Regions from separate parts of the Homo sapiens genome. Here region 2 is linked to region 1. Evidence: read pairs that join two places in POLR2A ChIA-PET (ENCODE). Cell type or tissue: IMR-90. All regions are shown on one strand.

Evidence for each region. Peaks named below come from ENCODE experiments on the same cell type or tissue, not always from the same donor. Only the 100,000 strongest peaks of a DNase experiment are listed, where the experiment ranks them.
Region 2: POLR2A ChIA-PET joins it to region 1 with 9 read pairs; 2 of 35 experiments call an interaction of 5 or more read pairs at or near these places.

What each region holds. Positions count from the first base shown.
Region 1 is chr6:17,721,942-17,726,941 of GRCh38, reverse strand. No RefSeq gene overlaps it. Among named protein-coding and RNA genes, the nearest start is that of NUP153-AS1, 17 kb to the right of the region's middle. RefSeq lists a silencer at 1,470-1,764 and enhancers at 1,470-1,764, 1,605-2,106. In IMR-90, no CTCF peak of the experiment used is centred here; DNase peaks (open chromatin) are centred at 1,661 and 2,351.
Region 2 is chr6:18,480,050-18,485,049 of GRCh38, reverse strand. No RefSeq gene overlaps it. Among named protein-coding and RNA genes, the nearest start is that of MIR548A1HG, 40 kb to the left of the region's middle. In IMR-90, no CTCF peak of the experiment used is centred here; no DNase peak of the experiment used is centred here; H3K27me3 peaks cover 228 bases.

The DNA of each region.
Region 1 (5,000 bases):
AAAAAATGAAAACAAAAAAAGAAGAAAAATGGGAGCAATAGTACATACTATTTTATAGGATGATTGTGAAAATTGAATGAGATGCTACATATAAGGTGTCTGATATTGAACCTGGTGTATTACAAAATTTCAGTGTCTGTCAGTTCCCTTTTGTCCTTTCTGCATCTGTGTCATCCTAGTGCTGTCAATGAAAGAGAAATAGGAGAAGTACTTTATTAATATTATTATTTTTTGAGATGGAGCACTCTGTCGCCCAGGCTGGAGTGCAATGGTGCGATCTCGGCTCACTACAACTTCTGCCTCCCGGGTTCAAGTGATTCTTCTTTCTCAGCCTCCTGAGTAGCTGGGACTACAGGTGCACGCCACCACCCTCAGCTAATTTTTATATTTTTAGTAGAGGCGGGGTTTCATCCTGTTGGCCAGGCTGGTCTCTAACTCCTGACCTCGTTCCACCCACCTTAGCCTCCCAAAGTGCTGAGATTATAGGCATGAGCCACCGCGCCCGGCCAGAGATGTACTTTAATAAACAATATTGAGTTTTTTAAAAACTACTCGATGAAAATAATGTAATACCACCCCCAAAATAGTATAAAACACACTGGAATTTGAGTCAGGAGATGTCCATTCTGTCACTTAGTCACAAAATTGTGACTTTGAGTATTTAACCTAAGCTCTCTGAGCCTCGGTTGCCTTTTTTCTTTTTTTTTTTGAGACGGAGTCTCGCTCTGTCGCCCAGAGTGGAGTGCAGTGGCGCGATCTCAGCTCACTGCAAGCTCCACCTCCCGGGTTCACGCCATTCTCCTGCCTCAGCCTCCCGAGTAGCTGGGACTACAGGTGCCCGCCACTACACCCGGCTAATTTTTTGTATTTTTAGTAGAGACGGGGTTTCACCGTGTTAGCCAGGATGGTCTCGATCTCCTGACCTCGTGATCTGCCCGCCTCGGCCTCCCAAAGTGCTGGGATTACAGGCGTGAGCCACCGCGCCCGGCCTTTTTTTTTTTTTTTTTTTTTTGGTCATACGGAGTCTCACTCTGTCAGCCAGGCTAGAGTGCAGTGGCGCAATGTCGGCTCACTGCAGCCTCCACCTCCCAGGTTCAAGCAATTCTCCTGCCTCAGCCTCCCGAGTAGCTGGGATTACAGGTTCCCACCACCACATCCCACTAATTTTTGTATTTAGTAGAGAAGGGGTTTCACCGTGTTGGCCAGGCTGGTCTCAAAACTCCTGACATCAGGTGATCTACCCACCTCAGCCTCCCAAAGTACCGGGATTACAGGCATGAGCCACCGCCACCTGCCTTTGCGCCGCCTGCCCAACCCTCAGTTGCCTTTAATGAAACAGGAGTAACTCGATGAAAATTTATTAAGTGAATGAATGAATAATAAAATAAAAAAATAAAAAAAAGATTCCCACCTGGACAAAGCGTCACAAAGAACAAGTTCTTTTGTCTAAAGTAGAAATACCTAAAACAATGCAAATAGTATGAGAAATCAGCTTTTTAGCCAAGGGAGCACTTGCTGATAAAGTCTGCCTAAGGTTCAAGTCCATCCAGGCCAAGTCCCCAGAGCACGCCCCCAGGGCTCAGCCAGGAGCAGCAAGCAGCCTAATGCAAGCTGTTCCCATGGCGCCCTCCCTCCTGCCGACTCCCACTCAGACACAGCTGCTACCAGCCAGGACTGCTCTCCACCCGTCAGGAAGCACAGATCTGCATTTCCGGAGCTATAAGGCCCAAGTCCAATGGGCGCTCAGAGGGGAAGCAGAAGGAATAATTCACCCATTACTTGTGGGACTGGCCTAAGAGAACATTATAGTTCCTTTCAACCTGTGAAGTCTGTGATTTCTTTGGTCTCTAACTCCAACTCTGTACCAACCTTTTAGGAAACAAAGGACATTCTGTGCAGGAAAACTTGTTTTCTTTATTTACAGCATCTAGCAGAGTCCTCTGCAGACAGTTGGCATCTGTTATAATATTTTCAGCTTGGAAGAGATACCGCTGCTTAATCAACTTTAAAGGAAAAGATGTACTTCTCGATAATTTGAGCCTGGAACGAGATATTCAGTTCTTAAAATAAAAGAGGTAATTACTGGAACCTGCTTAGGCTACAGTTCATTTCTCTGCCTCCTGCTCAGCCTGCCCCTCTTCTTTGTTCGTAATTTGCTTTGATTATTATTATTTTTTTTTAATTAAAGGTGAGGTCTCACTGTGTTGCCCAGGCTGGTCTTGAACTCCTGCGCCCAAGTGATCCTCTCACGTCAGCCTCCCAAAGTGCTAGGATTTCTAGTGTGATCATCATGCCCAGCTGTAATATTCTTTGCTTTGTTATTTCACATGGAGTAGTATTTTAGTATGCTGATGTCATCATAACAATGCATGACTTTTTGTTGAGTCAAGAAATATTGCTGACTTATAAATATCAACAACCATTCCAGCAGGTGAGTCTTCCCAATCATTGCTCATGAATGACTTTCAGTGAATGCATCTTTAGTCTCTAGGACGTAACCCTTAAGGGCACCAGTTTAGCTCAGCACTCCTACCTCATTTTGGAATAAAATAGGTTGAAGATATTGGCAGCCAAACATGGCCTACCTAGCCATATTCACTTAAAAGAGAGTGAACTCTTCTCTCCAAATAAATTAGGCTGGGGTTTAACAATAAACACATCCATGCGAGCAATCTAAAAAAAACTTACTATGTAATTTATCTACTTTGGGGATATATAAATAGATTAGTCTGTTTCCTCTGTAAGTATCCCCAAACCTTGAAAAACTGGGAGGTTTATATATGCTGATGATTCTCCATAAGAATCAAACAGCATTTAGGTCTCTTGGAAGTTTTTGGTTTTTTCTGAAGCTCAATGGCAAGAATTTAAAAACAAACAAACAAACAAACAAACAAACAAAAAACCCTTTTTTTTAAAGAGACGATGCATCAGTATGTTGCCCAGGCCGGAGTACAGTGACTATTATAGGAGTGATCACAGCGCACTACAGCCTCAAATTCCTGGGCTCAAGGAATCCTCCTGCCTTAGTCTCTCAAGTAGCTGGGATTACAGGTGCCCGCCACCACTTCTGGCTGCTGCAAAATATTTTTGCATCTGACACAGGTTGAAGATACGCTCTTCAGATGGGCTTGTTTGGTGGATTAGATTATGATTTTCAACTTGGAGCATGAACAGGATGATAAAAATGAGCTAAAAGGCCAGGCGCGGTGGCTCACGTCTGTAATCCCAGCACGCTGGGAGGCCGAGGCAGGCGGATCACCTGACGTTGGGAGTTTGCGACCAGCCTGACCAGCCCGACCAACATAGAGAAACCCCCTCTCTACTAAAAATACAAAATTAGCCGGGCGTGGTGGCGCATGCCTGTAATCCCAGCTACTCAGGAGGCTGAGGCAGGAGAATCACTTGAACCCAGGAGGTGGTAGTGAGCCGAGACCGCACCATTGCACTCCAGCCTGGGCAACAAGAGCGAAACTCTGTCTCAATAAATAAATAAATAAATAAGGCTAAAAAATGGGTAAGAGTAAACAAGACACATGAACATCCTCTTGCCCTCCACCTTATCTTCCCTTTGAGAAATGGATACAGAACTCCACACCAGATTTTGGTTATATGGAAGGGACTCTAACTGGATGTTACCACTACTGGGGTAAGAAAGAAACAGAAAAAAAGACAGAAGATGTGGGAAAGAAAGTGACTTTCAGGGAGTTTTAGCCAAAACCAAGTCGGAGGACCAGTGCAACTGAGTACATAAGCAAAATACTGGGAGTTTGTTAAAAGACAGATTTGTAAGTTCAACTCTAGAGAATCTGTAGGTCTAGAGTGTAGCCTGAGAACCTATGCTTTAAGTATTTCTCATCTAGGCCAAGTGCAGCAGCTCACACCTGTAATCCTAATACTTTGAGAGGCTGAGGTGGATGGATTACTTGAAGCCAGGAGTTTGAGACCAGCCTTGGCAACACAGTGAAACCTTGTCTCTACTAAAAATTAAAAAAAAAAAAAAGCTGGGTGTGGTGGCACACACCTGTAGTCCCAGCTACTCAGGAGGCTGAGGCAGGAGGATCACTTGAGCCCAAGAGGTCAAGGCTGCAGAGAGCTGTGATGGCACTGCTGTATTCCAGCCTGGGCAATAGAGCAAGACCCTGTCTCGAATCAATCAATCAATCAATCAATTATTCCTATCTAATGCAGATGCCAGACTGGTGGACTACTATGGAAAGGTAGAAGTTAATCAAATCAGGACCTAATTTTTAGTTCTGGCCTTGAAAAGAAGGCCTGAGACGGCCAGACGTGGTGGCTCACGCCTGTAATCCCAGCACTTTGGGAGGCCAAGGCAGGCAGATCACCTGAGGTCAGGAGTTCAAGACCAGCCTGGCCAACATGGTGAAACCCATCTCTACTAAAAATACAAAAATTAGCTGGGTGTGGTGGCACATGCCTGTAATCCCAGCTACTCGGGAGGCTAAGGCGGGAGGATCCTTTGAACCTGGGAGATGGAGGTTGCAGTGAGCCAAGATCACGCCAGTGCTCTCCAGCCTGGGTGACAGAGCAAGATTCTGTAAAAAAAAAAAAAAAAAAAAAGCCCCAGGATGTGTAAAGCTGGTTAGGGTACATTCCTCTTTAGTGCTCCTTATCTTCTTTCCCCCTGCTTGCAAGCAGCTAAATTCTTTTGTGTTCATTGCCTTGGGGGAAGAAGCAGCCAGGGTGAAAAGGAAATAAATGTCCAGTAATTTCCAAAAACTTAAGCTCTTTAGAGAAATAGATACACAGGAAAAATGTTTGAGAGCTGGACAGTGGGGATGCTTAGGAAGGTGGGCCTCCCTCCAGTCATCCTTAGGAAAAAAATTGCCTAGGCAGAGAGAAAAATGTACAGAAGGGAAGAGGAAACCCAGAGGACACAGGTGCCCTTGTTTCCTCTAGAGGGACTGTGTGCCTTTCCCTGGAAGAAGAGCCCTGGAGAGATAGTTTGTAGGATTAAATGGCAGAACAGACCCTGCTTCACT
Region 2 (5,000 bases), 760 kb before region 1:
TTATTCTTCATATTAAACTTCCCTTATTCTAATGACTGTGTGGCTTTTATTTTCTGGTTGAATTCTGACTTATACACCTGAGAACCATCTGTGAAATTCCAGATGCAAAAAGGCCATTGTTTTAGAAAAGTAAAATGCTGTTTTTCCAGGTATAAATACCACAGAATGAATCTTTGTAGTCAAGATAGAAAATTCAAGCCACAATTATTTGGAATCTTTTTGGGGCCCACTCAAGGAAAACTGCTCACTCCCTCTTCTGTTCCAGGACTTCACTTAGAATAGACTATTATGCTTAGAACACTGTATTAAATTATTTGGTTGCATGTCTATCTCTTTATTTAGACATCAAAGCATAGCTCATGTTTCATTTGTCTTTGTACTCCATACACCCACCAAAGTTTTTAGTACACAGTAGGAGCTTCACAAACATTTTGTCCAAGATAAAACAAGTTAATTGTAGAAGTAATGTATTTTTTCTTTCCAAAGCCATATTGATATTTATCCTTTAAATTTTTCCAGTGATAGAGATTCCAGGACCCTCTATAATTAAAGTATCTCTGAGCTAAGGGACCTATTAAGTCTTTTCTATTATTAGTATTGAACTCTTTCTCTAGATTTGTTTAGGTTTATTCTTTCCTGTGACTACTATTACTGAAGTGTTCCTGGTAATCTATGAGAAATCATATTCTCTGCCTTGACCAGATGTTATATTTATCTTAGCATGAAAACTCTAAAGATTAATAATAGAGAAAACCACGTATGAAGGAGAAAGGACTTATGAGAACTCTGTACTATCTGCTCACAATATTAAATAAAATAAATGCTAAAGATTAAAAAATTACAGCAGTTAAAAAGAGAATGAAAGCTGTAATATTAATATCAAAGTTAAATTCAAGACAAAAAGCATTAAAAGGGACAAAGAAAGTAATTTTCTTGGCCAGGTACGGTGGCTCACGCCTGTAATCCCAGCACTTTGGGAGGCTGAGGCAGGTGGATCACCTGAGGTCAGGAGTTCGAGATCAGCCTGGCCAAGATGGTGAAACCCCGTCTCCACTAAAAATACAAAAAATTAGAACCCAATCTCTACTAAAAATACAAAAAATTAGCCAGGCATAGTGGTGCATGCCTTTAATCCCAGCTACTCAGGAGGCTGAGGCAGGATAATCACTTGAACCCAGGAGGCAGAGGTTGCAGTGAGCTGAGATTGTGCCATTGCACTCCAGCCTGGGCAACAAGAGCAAAACTCCATCTCAAAAAAAAAAAAAAAGAAAAGAAAAGAAAAGAAAGTAATTTTCTTTTTGCACAAGGTAGAATGTAAAATGTAGGTATGACAGTCCTGAACATACCTGCATCAAACAACAGAGCATGCATGTTTAATTATATAAAACAGAATTCCATTTCTGAATGGTAGGTCTGAAGAAATGTAAGTTTCTATTTTCTTTCTGATACCTCATTATAACTATAGTAGTAATTTTTAAAAGTATAAACCTCCAAAAATACAGAATAATGACATCATGCCATCAGTGGATTAAAGAGTTTAATAAATTGTTGGAATACAGAACACAGATGGAGAAACATTGACCAATGGATAAAGCAGAGCTAAGAAAGCAGCCGCTTTATATACAAACGAGGAGGGGAAGGTGCTGCTGCAATGAAGGGAATTAACTTACTTGGCTTCCTACTCCAAGCATACACAACAGAGATAAAGAGTGAGAACCAGATCTGAAAACAGGGGAATTTGTTGAAGGTCTATGCAAGGAACAGCCAACCACAGCTTCCTATCTGCCTCCTTCTCTTCTTCCAACAGAAGCTGAAACAAGGCATTTATTCCTAGGCCAAAAATAAATAAATAAATAAATAAATAAATAGTCTTTTCAAAAGAAAATCGATAAAATATCTGGAGGAAACTAGGGCAATTAGCATGGGTATTGGCGCATTAGAGAAAATCCCTCCTAACTGTGACACTCAGAGGGCTACTGTGTAAGGCATAAATTCCCTGTCCACTCAGCTCAAAGAGAAGTCTCTCAGTCAATAGAACCCAACTGTCTACACAGAGCTCCTGACCATTCAATTCACTCATTCTAAATATAACCAGACAACCAAGAGACATCAAACATTTCAATGAAGCCTGAAATACAAAAGAAAAGAACTGTGGAGAACCTTTTTGAAAAGTAAAATTCTTGTTCATATCTTTAGAGAAATTAGAGATTGCATCTATAACAGGATGCTATGGAAAAGGAGAATATGAAAATTAAAAAGAACTCCTGGAGATTAAAAACAGGATCACTAAGATACACAATAAAATAGAAGGGCTAAAAGGTAACAATAGATGAAGTCTGTCATAAAGGAGAACAAAATGACAAAGAAATGGAAAATGGGAGCGAAATGGCGAGACACATAAGATCAACTCGGAAAATTCAATATTTAATAGGGCTTTTAAAAAGAGAAAATGGAGGCAAAGAAATAATAAAAGGAGGTTTCCAGGGCTTATTAAGAAACTGTGTTTTCAAAAAAAAAAAAAAAAAAGAAACTGTGTTTTCAAATTGAAAAGATTTACCAGCTAATAAGCAGGATAAAGGAAAAGGGCTCACAGCTATAAACATTACTTTGAAAGTTAAGAACAGAGGAAAATCCCCTGCAAACAAACTAGATATTGAAAGATACAGAATTCATGTCTTTAGAATTCTTAGTATACAGTCTAAAATTCAATACTTAACTGAATAATTAATGAAATGTGAAAGAAGACAAAAAAAAAAATTTTTCACACAAGCAAGGACTCAGAACACTTGCCTCCCACACACATTTCAGTTAAGGATTTACTCCAGCAAAGTAAGGAAGGGGACAAACCAAGAAAAAAGAAAGAAAGAAAGACAGGATCCAGGGGACAGTCAACCAGAACCAGGAGCAGGGAAGGGAGGTCTCAGCATGACAGCTATGGAACTGACCATAGAGGTACAGATGGAGGCAGGAAGAAGGAGGGCTCTGGGCGGGAAGCCACTGGGGAAAGGGAAAATACCATTGACTAGATAGAATTTGAGAAGGGGAAGTGCCTGAATACATTATAAAATCGCAAGTGCAAAAAAAAAAAAAAAAAAAAAGATACGCAACACTCAGAGAAAAGCAAAAAGTTATACAAAAATTTTGGGTATCAATATAAAAGGAATTAACCAATAAGAACAGCACCTTGGGCAGGCATGGTAGCTCACTCCTGTAATCTCAGCACTTTGGGAGGACAAGGCGGACAGATCACTTTAGGCCAGGAGTTTGAGACCAGCCCGGCCAACATGGTGAAACCTTGACTCTACTAAAAGTACAAAAATTAGCTGAGCGTGGTGGTGCACTCCTGTAATCCCAGCTACTCTGGAGGCTGAGATTGCAGTGAGCTGAGATCATGCCACTACACTCCAGCCTGGGTGACAGAGAGAGACCATGTCTCAAAAAGAAAAAAAAAAAAAAAAGCACTTTAATGGATTCTGAAACAAAAAATAAATTTCAAGCAAATATAGAATAATCAGGAATTTTAAAAATTATAATGATCTAATACTAAAGATAAATGTTTCTTTTCTCAATTGGAAAAGGCAATCAGAAAATCCAGGATAAACAAAAAACTTCTTAACAAAGACATGGTCCAAAATACAGCATTTTGAACAATTAGTGAGAGTCAGAAATAACAATCTAGTTAAGGAAACATAATCATATCACACAGCTTGACTCTATAATGAGTGCTTGACTCTATAATGAGTATAGTTAAATGTTCATACAATGAAAATATTTCCTTTTAGAATCAGTTGACTATGTAAGTGTAAAGGATCAAATTATATTACAAGATAGAAAATAAGGCCAGGCGCAGTGGCTCATTCCTGTAATCCTAGCAATTTAGGAGGCCAAGGCGGGCGGATCACCTGAGGTCAGGAGTTTGAGACCAGCTGGCCAACATGGCAAAACCCTGTCTCTACAAAAAATACAAAAATTAGCTAGGCATGGTGGCAGGCACCTGCAATCCCAGCTACTTGGGAGTCTGAGGCAGGAGAATAGCTTGCACCTGGGAGGCAGAGGTCGAAATGAGCTGAGATCATGCCACTGCACTCCAGCCTGGGCAAGAGAGGGAGATTCCATCTCAAAAAAATAAAAAATAAATAAATACAATCTACTTTGATATGTATTGATAGTAATAAAAACAACAAACCCTCAATGAGCATTTACTATGTGCCAGACATCGAACTTAGAAACAACCCCTATTCCCAATTTACAGATAGAAAAAGAATAAAGCAGTAAGGTTACATAACTTGTCCAAGGTCACACAGACAGTAATGAGTGAGTGGGTCAAAAATAAGAATGGTCTGGCTCTTGAGGCAGAGTTCTCAGTTACTATACTATATACCCTACTCACTTCTATTTTTCAAGGCTTTTTTTTTCAAAGCAGCTTTAGGTTCGCAGAAAAATTGAAAGGAAGGTATATTAGTTTGTTCCCATGCTGCTAGTAAAGACACATCCAGAACTGGGTAACTTATAAAGGAAAGAAGTTTAATTGATTCACAGTTCCGCAGGCTGGGGAGGCCTCAAAATCATGGCAGAAAGTAAAGGGGAAGCAAGACATGTCTTACATGGCAGCAGGCAAGAGACAGCTTGGGCAGGGGAACTCCCATTTATAAAACCATCAGATCTCACGAGACTTATTCACTACCAGGAGAACAGTACAGGGGAAATGCTCCCATGATTTAATTATCTCACCTGGCCCTGCCCTTGACACATGGGGTTTATTACAATTCAAGGTGAGATTTGGGTGGGGACACACCCAAAACATATCAGAAGGTATAGAGATTTTCTATATACTCCCTGCTCTCAAGCATGCATAGTCTGGCCCATTATCAACACTCCCATCAGAGTTGTATATTTGTTACAAATGATGCACCTACATTGACACATGATGACTACCCAATGTCTATAGTTGGCATTACTGTTCACTCTTGTTGTACCTTCTATAAGTTTGGACAATAGGT